Linked DNA regions of Homo sapiens: region 1 is linked to region 2. A link is an interaction called in ENCODE POLR2A ChIA-PET data of the cell type or tissue named here. Cell type or tissue: MCF 10A. All regions are shown on one strand. Links, peaks and the distances in the headings refer to the core of each region. The heading gives the core; the rest is flanking DNA. Region 1 has its middle 5.8 kb from the start of SLC25A13. Region 2 holds the start of LOC105375412 (a long non-coding RNA gene).

The links. Peaks named below come from ENCODE experiments on the same cell type or tissue, not always from the same donor. Only the 100,000 strongest peaks of a DNase experiment are listed, where the experiment ranks them.
Region 1: POLR2A ChIA-PET joins it to region 2 with 5 read pairs; 1 of 35 experiments calls an interaction of 5 or more read pairs at or near these places.

The regions. Positions count from the first base shown.
Region 1 is chr7:96,325,187-96,330,574 of GRCh38, forward strand. No RefSeq gene overlaps it. Among named protein-coding and RNA genes, the nearest start is that of SLC25A13, 5.8 kb to the left of the region's middle. RefSeq lists a silencer at 2,331-2,625. In MCF 10A, for the core only: no CTCF peak of the experiment used is centred there; DNase peaks (open chromatin) are centred at 2,405 and 2,995.
Region 2 is chr7:96,505,249-96,510,636 of GRCh38, forward strand. It overlaps LOC105375411 (a long non-coding RNA gene), which reads left to right. Exons shown (of 4, transcript XR_927780.2): 4 at 3,940-3,970. It overlaps LOC105375412 (a long non-coding RNA gene), which reads left to right and starts at 3,983. Exons shown (of 3, transcript XR_927781.3): 1 at 3,983-4,091. It also overlaps a transcript of SEM1 not described here. In MCF 10A, for the core only: no CTCF peak of the experiment used is centred there; a DNase peak (open chromatin) is centred at 3,273.

The DNA of each region.
Region 1 (5,388 bases), core at 171-5,170, 180 kb before region 2:
TCAAGACATATTTATTTTACTTTATTTTTTGTTTTTGTATTTCTTGAGACAGGGTCTCACCCTGTTGCCCAGGCTGGAGTGCAGTGGTGTGATCTCAGCTCATTGCAACCTCCTCCTCTTGGGCTCAAAGGATCCTCTCACCTCAGCCTCCCAAGTAGTTGGAACCACAGGCATGCACTGCCATACCCATCTAAATTTATATTTTTTGGTAGAGATGGGGTTTTGCCATGTTGCCCAGGCTGGTCTCAGACTCCTGGGCTCAAGCAATCCTCCTGCCTCAGCTTCCTAAAGTGCTGGGGCTACAGGCATGAGTCATTGCGCCTGGCCTATTTTGTTTATGTATTTATTTTTAAGACTGTTGCCCAGGTTGGAGTGCAGTAGCGTGATCTCAGCTCACTGCAGCCTTGATCTCTGGGGCTCAATTGATCCTCCCATTTCAGCCTCCCAAGTCGCTGGGACCACAGGCACACACCACCATGCCCAGCTAATTTTTGTATATTTTGGTAGAGATGGGGTTTTACCAGGTTGCCCAGCCTGGTCTTGAACTACTGGACTCAAGTGATCCACTCACCTTGGCCTCCCAAAGTGCCGAAATTATAGGCATGAACCACCCACCTGACCATATTTTTGCATTTAAAACGATGAATTATACTCTGTGTTAGTTTCCTGTGGCTGCCATAACAAATTACCACAAACTTGGTAGCTTAAAACAATAGAAATTTGTTCTCTTACCATTATGAAGGCCAGATGTCCGAAGTGAGTCTTGTGGGGCTAAAATCAAAGTGTCAGCAGGACTGTTCTCTCTCAGAGGCTTTACAGGAGAATGATGTTTCTTTGTCTTGTCTAAGGGCTCATGGCACCCTTCTTCACCTTCAGAGCCAATGGGCATAGCACCATATATCTGACTCTGCTTTTATCACATGACCTGTCTGTCTGTAACCTTCCTCTACCTCCTTTTTATAAGGACATGTGTGATTGCATTTAGAGCCCACCTAGATAATCCAAAGTACTCTCTCCATCTCCAGATACTTAATTTGATCACATCTGCCAAGTCTGTACTGCATAAAGTACCATTCAAAATCTCTAGGGATTAGGATCAGGACATGGACATATTTAGGGGGCCTATCATTCAGTTTACCAAACCTACCACACTATGGATACATATTGTAAAAGTATATTTCAATTTACATTTGGAGTCATACTTACTTGATTAAGCTCCCCTCCTCATTCTAGAATTCCTCAAAATATGAAATTTTAAAAATATTAAACTGTCATGAACCTAGAAATAAAGAAGTCAAAGATGCTCCCTGGGCTCCATTTCATCTGTAAATAACAGCATGATGTGAAACATCATCTAAGAAGATAAAGTGTGAACTGGCTAGGTATCTTTCATTTTTTCTTATCATTACAGGCTTACATGCCCTCCTGATATTTGTCCCTCTTCACTATTCCCAGATTACCCTCTTTCCTACCATTAACAGTAGCTGGCACTGAATTTTGACTGAAAAGGCCCTGTTATGGATTAAATTGTGTCATCCAAAAGTCTTAACTCCCCAGTACCTACGTATTAGTTTGTTCTCATGCTACTAATAAAGACATACCCAAGACTGGGTAATTTATAAAGGAAAGAGGTTTCATTGACTCACAGTTCAGCATGGCTGGAGAGGCCTTAGGAAACTTACAATCATGACAGAAGGGGAAGCAAACATGTCCTTCACGTGGCAGCAGAAAGGAGAAGTGCTGAGCAAAGGGGAAAAGCCCCTTATGAAACCATAAGATCTCATGAGAACTTACTCATTATCACTCATTATCATGAGAACAGCAGCCTGGGGGTAACCTCCCTCATGATTCGGTTACCTCCCACCAGGTCCCTACCACAACATGTGGGGATTATGGGAACTACAATTCACAATGAGATTTGGGTGGGGACATAGCCAAACAATACCAGCCTCCAATTGTGACCTTATTTGGAAATTAAAGTTGTAATTAGTTGATTTCATACAGAGTAGGGTGGGTCCTTAATCCAATATAAACTGGTGTTTTTGTAAGAAGACACAGAGATACTCTGGGAGAGTCCCATGTGTTAACAAAGGCAGAGATTAGAGGGATGCAGCTGCAAGCCAAGGAATGCCAGGAATCAACAACCCCCCCAGAAGTTAGCAGGAGGCAAGAAGGGATGCTACCCAGAGTCTCAGAGGGATCATGGCCCTGCTGACAACTCAGTTTGTGACTTCTATCCTCCAAAACTGTTAGAGAATAAATTTCTGTTGTGTGAGGGCACCCAGTTTGTGGTACTCTGTTAAAACTGCCCTGGGAAACCAGTACAGGCCCCAAAGCCACCTGTGTTTTATAGCACCATATGCCAACCTTGTCAGCTGGGAAAGCAGCCAACTCAAATCACGGGGAATGCTATATGCAAACAAGGCACACAGCTTAAGCATGAGCCCAAGCCATGGGAGTTCAGAAGAATGACTAACATGGCCTGCTCTGAGCTTTCACCTTTTCCAGAATACCTGCGCCTTGTAGATGCCCTTTGACCCTACTTTTAAGCTATCTTATTCTCTTCAACTTCATTTAAAACAAACAAGAAAACAAAGGCACCATTACTACTACCAGCGTGCTCCCCAGATTAGATTGCTGGAAAGGATATCCAGCAACAATGCTTGCCAAGCACATCGTTGACTGGAAATTTTAGACAACTAACTACGGATTGCAATAATGATTCCTTGTGTAGATTGCAGTTTGCAAAGGTAATGCCAGGGCTGGTAAAGGACATAGTGTGACAGAGCTAAAGAAGCACCATGTGAATAAGAAGCTCCCAAATTCTGACCTTACAATTGAGACTCTGCAACTGAAGGACACAGAGAGGCTGTCTGTTGCATTCATTTGGGTCTGGAATCCTGCCGAGTATCAGATCACACATGACAAGACTTCCCTAAGAATGGAGTAAAGGTAGATCAGAAATGAATATGACCTAGCTTCTTAGTAGATCCAAAGGAGAGAGCTGTGCCAACATTTTAGAGTTAAGAGGGAAGGAAGGGGAGGTAGGAAGTGAGTCAGGATGAGGAAACATAAGACACCTTGGGAAAGTGTAACTGAAAACAAATCTCCAAAGCTTTGAGATAAAATGCTCTGAGAGCAAATGCTTAAAACAGCTAGTTCCTGAGAGCAGAGCAGGGCTGTGTTGCTTTCTGGAGGCTCAAGGACAGAATCCCTTTCCCTCCCCTTTTCAGTTTCCAGAGTCTGTCTACATTCCTTAGTTCTTCACCCACTTTCTCCATCTTCAAAGCCAGCAGCAGAGTCTAGTTCTCATATCACATCACTCTCATCTCATTTTTTGCCTCCCTCTTCCACATCTAAGGATCCACGTGATTGCATTGGGCTCACCCTGATAATCCAGGATAGCCTCTCAATGTTAGGGTCAGTTGATTTGTGTATTAGTTTGCTAGAGCTGCCAAAATAAAATACCAGAGACCAGATGGCTTACACAACAAAAATTCACTGTCTCACATTTCTGGATGCTAGAGTCTGAGGTCAAGTGTCAGCAGGGTTGCTTCCCCCTGAGGCCTCTCTTCTGGGCTTGCAGATGGCCATCTTCTCCCTGTGTCTTCTCTCTGTGCATATCTGTGTCCTAGTCTTTGCATATAAGGACACCAGTCATATTGGATTAGGACCCATCTTAATGACCTCATTTTAACTTAATTACCTCTGTGAAAACTCTATCTCCAAATACAGTTACCTTTCAAAGTACTGAGGGGTTAGAACTTCAACATAGGAATTTTAGGAGGACAAAATTCAACCCATAACAATTAGCAACTTTAAATATATCTGCTATCTTAATTCTCTTTTGCCATGTAATATATTCATAGGTTCCAGAGATTGGGACGTGGACATATTTGGGAAGCTATTATTTTGCCTAACACACCTTGTCCTGAAAATGTTGCCAATGTCCATAGCAAACCTTAGAGAAGTATTAGTTCTTTGAGTAGAATATTTGGTTTAACCACAGTCCTATATGAGCTCAGTAAAGTAAAACTGACTCCTCAGGGGAATTACATCAAAAGTCTTTAAAGAGGTCAAACCCACTTTCTTTGGCCCAGAACCAGAATCCCCCTTGGTCTTGCATCAAGCCCAAGTCTGTGTTTACGAATCTGGCTAAGGTCCCTGGGCCCAGCAATACCACTCAAGGCAGTAACAAATCAAATTTAGGCCACCCTGGTTTCTCAGTGCACTCAGAGGCATATATCAGAAGTGGCAGGTGCTTCAGCAGCCCATCATGTGACCAAGAAGAAGGAGCAGCAGCCAGGGATGTACACAGTGGGCTCTTGGACCCTGGCCATCTCACAGCAAGGGACATTTCTTTTAAGTATAGCAGTTCCTTTTGTAAGAATTGCTGAAATTTTATCACAAGTCCTACAAAATTTTTAAGAAATTAAGTGTTAAGTAAAATAATCTTACCAAAACGGGTTTAAGGAAGGAGACCTGTGTTTTCATAAAAAACATTGTATTCAAATATTATTTCTATCTTTCGTATTCTCCTTTACACTTAATCATGATGTGAAAAGAAAGAGAAAGGGAGAGAGACAGATAAAAAGAGAGAGAGAGAGACTGGCTCTTATTATTTCCCCATCAATCTCTGTCTAAATAACCTAAGCTAGCATGGTGAATTAGAAATCAGACAGATTTTTATTTGAGGCCCACCTCTGCTATTTATGGCTATGCAACCTTTGGTCAGTTATTAACTTCTCTGAGCCTCAGTCTTCTGATTTGTTAAACAGAGATTTTAAAAAATCCATTTTGCAAAGTTGCTGTGATATTAAATGTACATAAATCATCTGATACATAGGAATCTATTAGAAATACCACTAATAATACTAGAATGAGAAGGTCAGAACTACTGTTCCTTAAGATGCCTTCCAGCTAACCTTCTAGTATTCTGCTACACAGATGAAGACCATTTACACCTAGGCTTGCTTTCCCAAGATCTTTCTAAAGCAGAAAGGGGAGGAGGGCAGAGAAAGGGAGGGAGATAGATCCATTTTAGAAGTGGAAAAATCTACTTTTGAAGCTGGAAATTTAAACTCGGATAAAGTAGAGAGCATGAAAGCACTTGAGTATTTAAGAACAAACTATTAGTGCTAGCTGTAGCTTTCCAATCTGAAGATACTGGGCCAAATTATTCATGTCTGAACTTGTTTGTCAGTTGGATACAATCACAACTGCAGCCTCAGGGTTGCTAGCCTTTGCAGCACATTCTTTTATTTCCTGCTGCTACTGCCTGAGTCCCTTAAGGACCCACTGCTAGAAATGGAGGTAGCACATCCAGTCTCCAATGACTCTTGCAGGTGGCAGAGCTAAGTCTTTTTAGGTTCCAATGCAACAAAGAAG
Region 2 (5,388 bases), core at 254-5,253:
ACACCACCACGCCCAGCTAATTTTTTTGTATTTTTATTAGAGACAGGGTTTCACCATGTTGGCCAGGCTAATCTTGAATTCCTGACCTCAGGTGATCCACCCACCTCAGCCTCCCAGAGTTTTGGGACTACAGGTGTGAGCCACTGTGCCTGGCCTTATAAGGAGTTATCTCTAATTGTGAGATGTTAGCAGCTATTGTTAATCCATTAGTTCATGAAAGGTTGCAAAATAGTACTATTATAATTCTATCATCTCTTCTTTATTTATTAGCTATAACACTTACTCAAAGAGCTATTTTCTTGCATTTCCTATTTTGTTGCTATTTTAGTCTGTTTTGGCTGCTATAACAAAATACCATATACTGGGTGGATTATAAACAACAGAAATTGATTTCTCACATTTCTGGTGGCTGGGAAGTCCAAGACGAGAGTATCAGAAAATTCAATGTTTGGCGAGGGTCCACATAGTAGAAAAGGAGAGGAGTCTTTCTGTGGTCTCTTATAAGGGCACTAATCCAAACTCTTGAGGGTGGAGGCTTCTTAACCTAACCACCTCGCAAAACCCTCACCTCTTAACACCATCACCTTGGGAATTAGGATTTCAACCTGTGAATTCTAGGGGGACACAAACATTGAGACCATAGCAGTTACCCATTGGCATATAATATATAGGGAACCTGGGATAAATACTTGATTCTTTCTGTTTGTTTACCTATTTTCAAAATTATGAGTTGTCAATGTCTTGCATTCTCCAAAGGTGACCATGGATTTAAATGTATTTGATCAGTTTTAATCCATTGCAGTTTTTATCTGAATTGACGCACTACTTAATCTATTTCTGGTCAGTTGGAGCCTCTTTATTTTGGTTCCTGAGTCCTTTTGAAATGACCATAGAAGTCTTTTGATAGTTTACTTGATATCTGTAGGACAAGATGTTCCCAGATCATCTTGTATATTTCTTGTCACAGAATCAGCCACTTCTCCGAAGACCTCTGGTTCTTTTCAGAGGGAAATTTTATATGGACACATTAATCTTACTTCTGGATGTGTTCATTGATTGAGCCAAGTCTGGATATGGGCTTTTAACATTCTAATAAATTAATTGGTAAGAATATGTTTGGAGTACTGTTTAAATGATAAGACACACCTATCTTTTCTGTGATGTAATTAAAATATTATGGCCTTTTCTTGGTTATTATATATGTCAAATTTTATATGATCATTATATTCTAGACTTACTGTTAGAAAACTTCAAAATGTCACCTAAGGAAACTCCAAAATTTAAATGTCAGAGGATGGTCCAGTCCTATAAGTTATTACAAATGCTATTATCAGGTTATGGATCCCACTTATTAAATTTATTTAATATACTTACAACATCTAGTGATGCTGTTGAGAACTGCATCTTCAACAATTCCACAAGGTCAAACAGAGCCTACCCATTTTGGGATCTGCAATTAGATAGAAGCAATGACAAGGGAATTAGGAACTTGCACATATAATTGCAAGTATTGAGAAGTGGTACAAATATGTGATAAAAATTCAAGAACAATGTTGAGTACAAAGGTCACATTTAAGAAAGATATATATGGAATAAATCAATACTTATAAATTTTAAAATACTCAACAGTATTGTATATTAGTTCAGGATGCACACAGATGCAATTAAAACTTAGAATATGAACAGGAAAGATGCACAACTTTGGACTGCTGGTTACCTCTTAGGAAAGAGATAGGAAGAGAAAGAAATGAGATCAGGGAATGGTGCCAAAAGGACTTAATTACACCTGTAATACTTTATCTCTTTATTAAAAAAAATTAGAGGAAAAGACAACAGAAAAAGTATGAAAGCCTCTGAATATATGAAATACAGGAAGCAGTTTGACTTATTAACCTATGTGGTATGTGGCAAAGCAGTAATATTAAGCTTTCAGCCACCTGCCTGCTCCATTTTTTAAGGTAAAGAATATATATAATGTTTTCAAATGTGTGTGTATGTATATATCCATATAGTTGAGAATTACTAAACTGCCTGAGTTTTGCGGCAGTATTCAGGTCAAGGAAACATGGGTCTTTATTTTTGCCAATAATATTTTATTGCTGTAAAAATTACTAAATGCTAACTCTATCCTGAATCACTCAGCATATAACTACTGCAACACAAAAGGAACGAAAAGCACAACCCCAAACAGCACATTCTGGCCAACATAACCAGTCTCCAACCTTCTCCTTTCAGCCTCTTTGCCTACATGACCTAGGAAAAAATTAAGATTTACCCAGGCAAGATGACCATTCTTAGTCCCTTTCAGCCCAGTGCTGGACCTCTTCAGTGATGCTCTTTCTAAGGGGGAAGAATGCTGTGGATGATGGCTACTATCCCTAGTCTTCTGGCACTTTTAATTGTGGATTTACCTTCTTCATTCCCTATTATCCTCTTCCTCCTGGTGAGGTTAGATGAGGCAGAAGAGTGTCCCCATGGATGTGAAATCAACCTGGGCATCTCTTTGATGAAAGTGGGGATGACAGCAACCCAGAAATGCAAAGATCTCTGATTCTCAAGGAAATCACAAGTTTCCTTGAGAGGGCGTCTCAGAATTGTCAACAGAAAATTCTGCTGACTACCTACTTGATAGGATGGGATGCATTGAGAGCAGTTTTCAGTTCACCCAGAATCCAATCCCACAGATCCCTGGGACTCTTCCAGTTTTCCATTCTGTTTCCTAGTTTGCTTTTTGTGTTCTCTATCACCCTTCGCATATTTCTCCCCTTGCCTTAGTGTATTTTAGAGGAATATATTATATTGGGAATATCTTATATGAAACTCAAGCTGGTGTAGGTATGAAAAAGAGGGTAGTGTAGAAATGGGGTGAGTCTCTACAATCAGAAAATCAATGAAATAAAAGCAGATAGGAAAAAGAACAAGATTAGGAACAAGAGAATGAGAGCTGCTTAGAAATGGAAGAGTGGAGATTCAGGGGGAATCAATATTCTCTGTAAGTTTTTGAAAAATAATAAAATGTATTTATGTATTGCTCATATGATACAAATTTAGTACAATTTATTAAGAAATAGGGAAGATGAGGAAAGATAAGAGAAATAGAGGGAAAGAAGAGAAGCAATGATATCATAACAATGTAATAAAACACTTCTGGTGGCAGGGCAGGGCAGGAAGCAGTTTGGGGTCAACGAGAACAGTGCAATTACAAAATACTCCACTCATGTATACATGGCCTAAGTGATGAAGCCAAGAATAAAACCCAGATTTCCCAATTCCTGGCCCTGGGCCTTATGTATTAAATCATGTTGCCTCTGCTGTCAGATAATCATCTTGCATCTGGAACATAAATACAGCCAATTCAAATATGCATCTTGATCTTATCATGTGGTTAGCAATCCACACTGTTATTACTGTCAATAGGACTGCATCCCATTAATACCATGTTCACTTTTTGGCTACAGAGCTAGTGGCATAAGGTGGATAAATACAATATAGAATGTGGTCAAAGAAAATCACCCTCATTCCAAATACTACAAGATATAAGAGGAAGCTCCCAGGTAGAGCTACTGTGGAGAATCTTCAGGAAGCCACATGGAAAATCTGGGAAAATTTATTTTAAATAAAGATGTATTCTGTAATACGTCTTTACTTGATAACTCTAAATCAGGTGGGATTTGAAAAAGTGTAGTGATTTGATTATGAATCTATTTTTAAATTAAATGACAATTTTTACTACAAGAAACACAACTTTTTTTTTTTTTTTGACAGTCTTGTTCTGTCACCCAGGCTGGAGTGCAGTGGCACAATCTCAGCTCACTGCAACTTCCATCTCCCAGGTTCAAGTGATTCTCGTGCCTCAGCCTCCCAAGTAGCTGGGATTACAGGCATGCACCACCACGTCCAGCTAATTTTTTTTTTTTTTTTTTTTTTGGTATTTTTCAGTAGAGACAGGGTTTCTCCAGGTTCACCAGGCTGATCTTAAACTCCTGGCCTCAAGTGATCCACCTGCCTTGGCCTCTCAAAGTGCTGGGATTACAGGAGTGAGCCACCCCTCCCAATCAAGAGACGCAATCTTTATTATCATCTGTGCTCAGGTAAAATTGCCAAGATCCCCATTTACATCGCTTAGATTTTATTTTCACATTAATAAGCATTAGTTGTTACAAAGACTGAAGGACTGATTATCAGAATTAGTTATTTGATGTATGATGAGTTATCAGCATCAATGTGGATTTTGACACTGAATCAATGGAAGAACAAACTCTACAGCTTGTGCTTCTCCAAATGCATTGACCTCATGTTCAAAATGCTAGATTGTCTCAACAACCTAAACTACAATTTGGACATCCATGTTCATAGCAGCATTATTCACAGTAGCCAAAAGGTAGAAGCAACCCAAGTATCCAAGAATGGATAAGTGGATAAACAAAATCTGACATATACATACAATGGAATATTATTCAGCCTTAAAACGGAAGAAAATTTTGGGGCATGCTACAACATGGATGGACCTTGACAACGTTATGCTAGGTGAAATAAGTCATACGCAAAAGGACAAATATTGTATGATTCCATTTAAATGAGGTATCTAGAATCCAAGGCAAATTCATAGAGACAGAAAGTAGGATGGTGGTAGCCAGGGATTGAGGGAGGGGAGGAACAAGAAATTCATGTTTAATAAGTACATACTTTCAGCTGGAATAGATGAAAATGTTCTGGGGACGGATGGTGGTGATGGTTTCACAAAAATGTGATATACTTAATACTGCTGAACTATATATTTTAAAAATGGTTAAAGTGATACATTTTTTCTTACATATAAATTACCATAATAAAAATCACCAAACTACATTTTATCAATCACTTTAAATTCAAATCTATTGTATACGCCCTTGGGTTTCCACAGGAAATCTGATTTAGTTATTTCTGATATTGATATTCACATTACAATAGTTTCTTGATAGGTGCACCACCTTTGAAGTACAGTCATGTATCACTTAACAATGGGGATATGTTCTGAGAAATGCAATGTGTGTGATTTTGTCGTTGTGCAAACATCATAGTGTACTTACACAAACCTAGATGGAATAACCTACTACACATCTAGGCTATATGATTAACTTATTGCTCTTAGGCTACAAACCTGTACAGCATGTTACTATACCAAACACTATAGGCAATTGTAACACAGTGGTTATATATTTGTGTATCTAAACATATCTAAATATAGAAAAGGTACAGTCAAAAGACAGTATTATAATCTTATGGGACCACTATCATATATGTGGTTCATCACTGACCAAAGCATGGTTATGTAACACATGACTGTACTTGCTTAAGCAAAGGAAACCAAACCTAATCTATCTCAAAAGAGAAGCTGTATGTTGGATC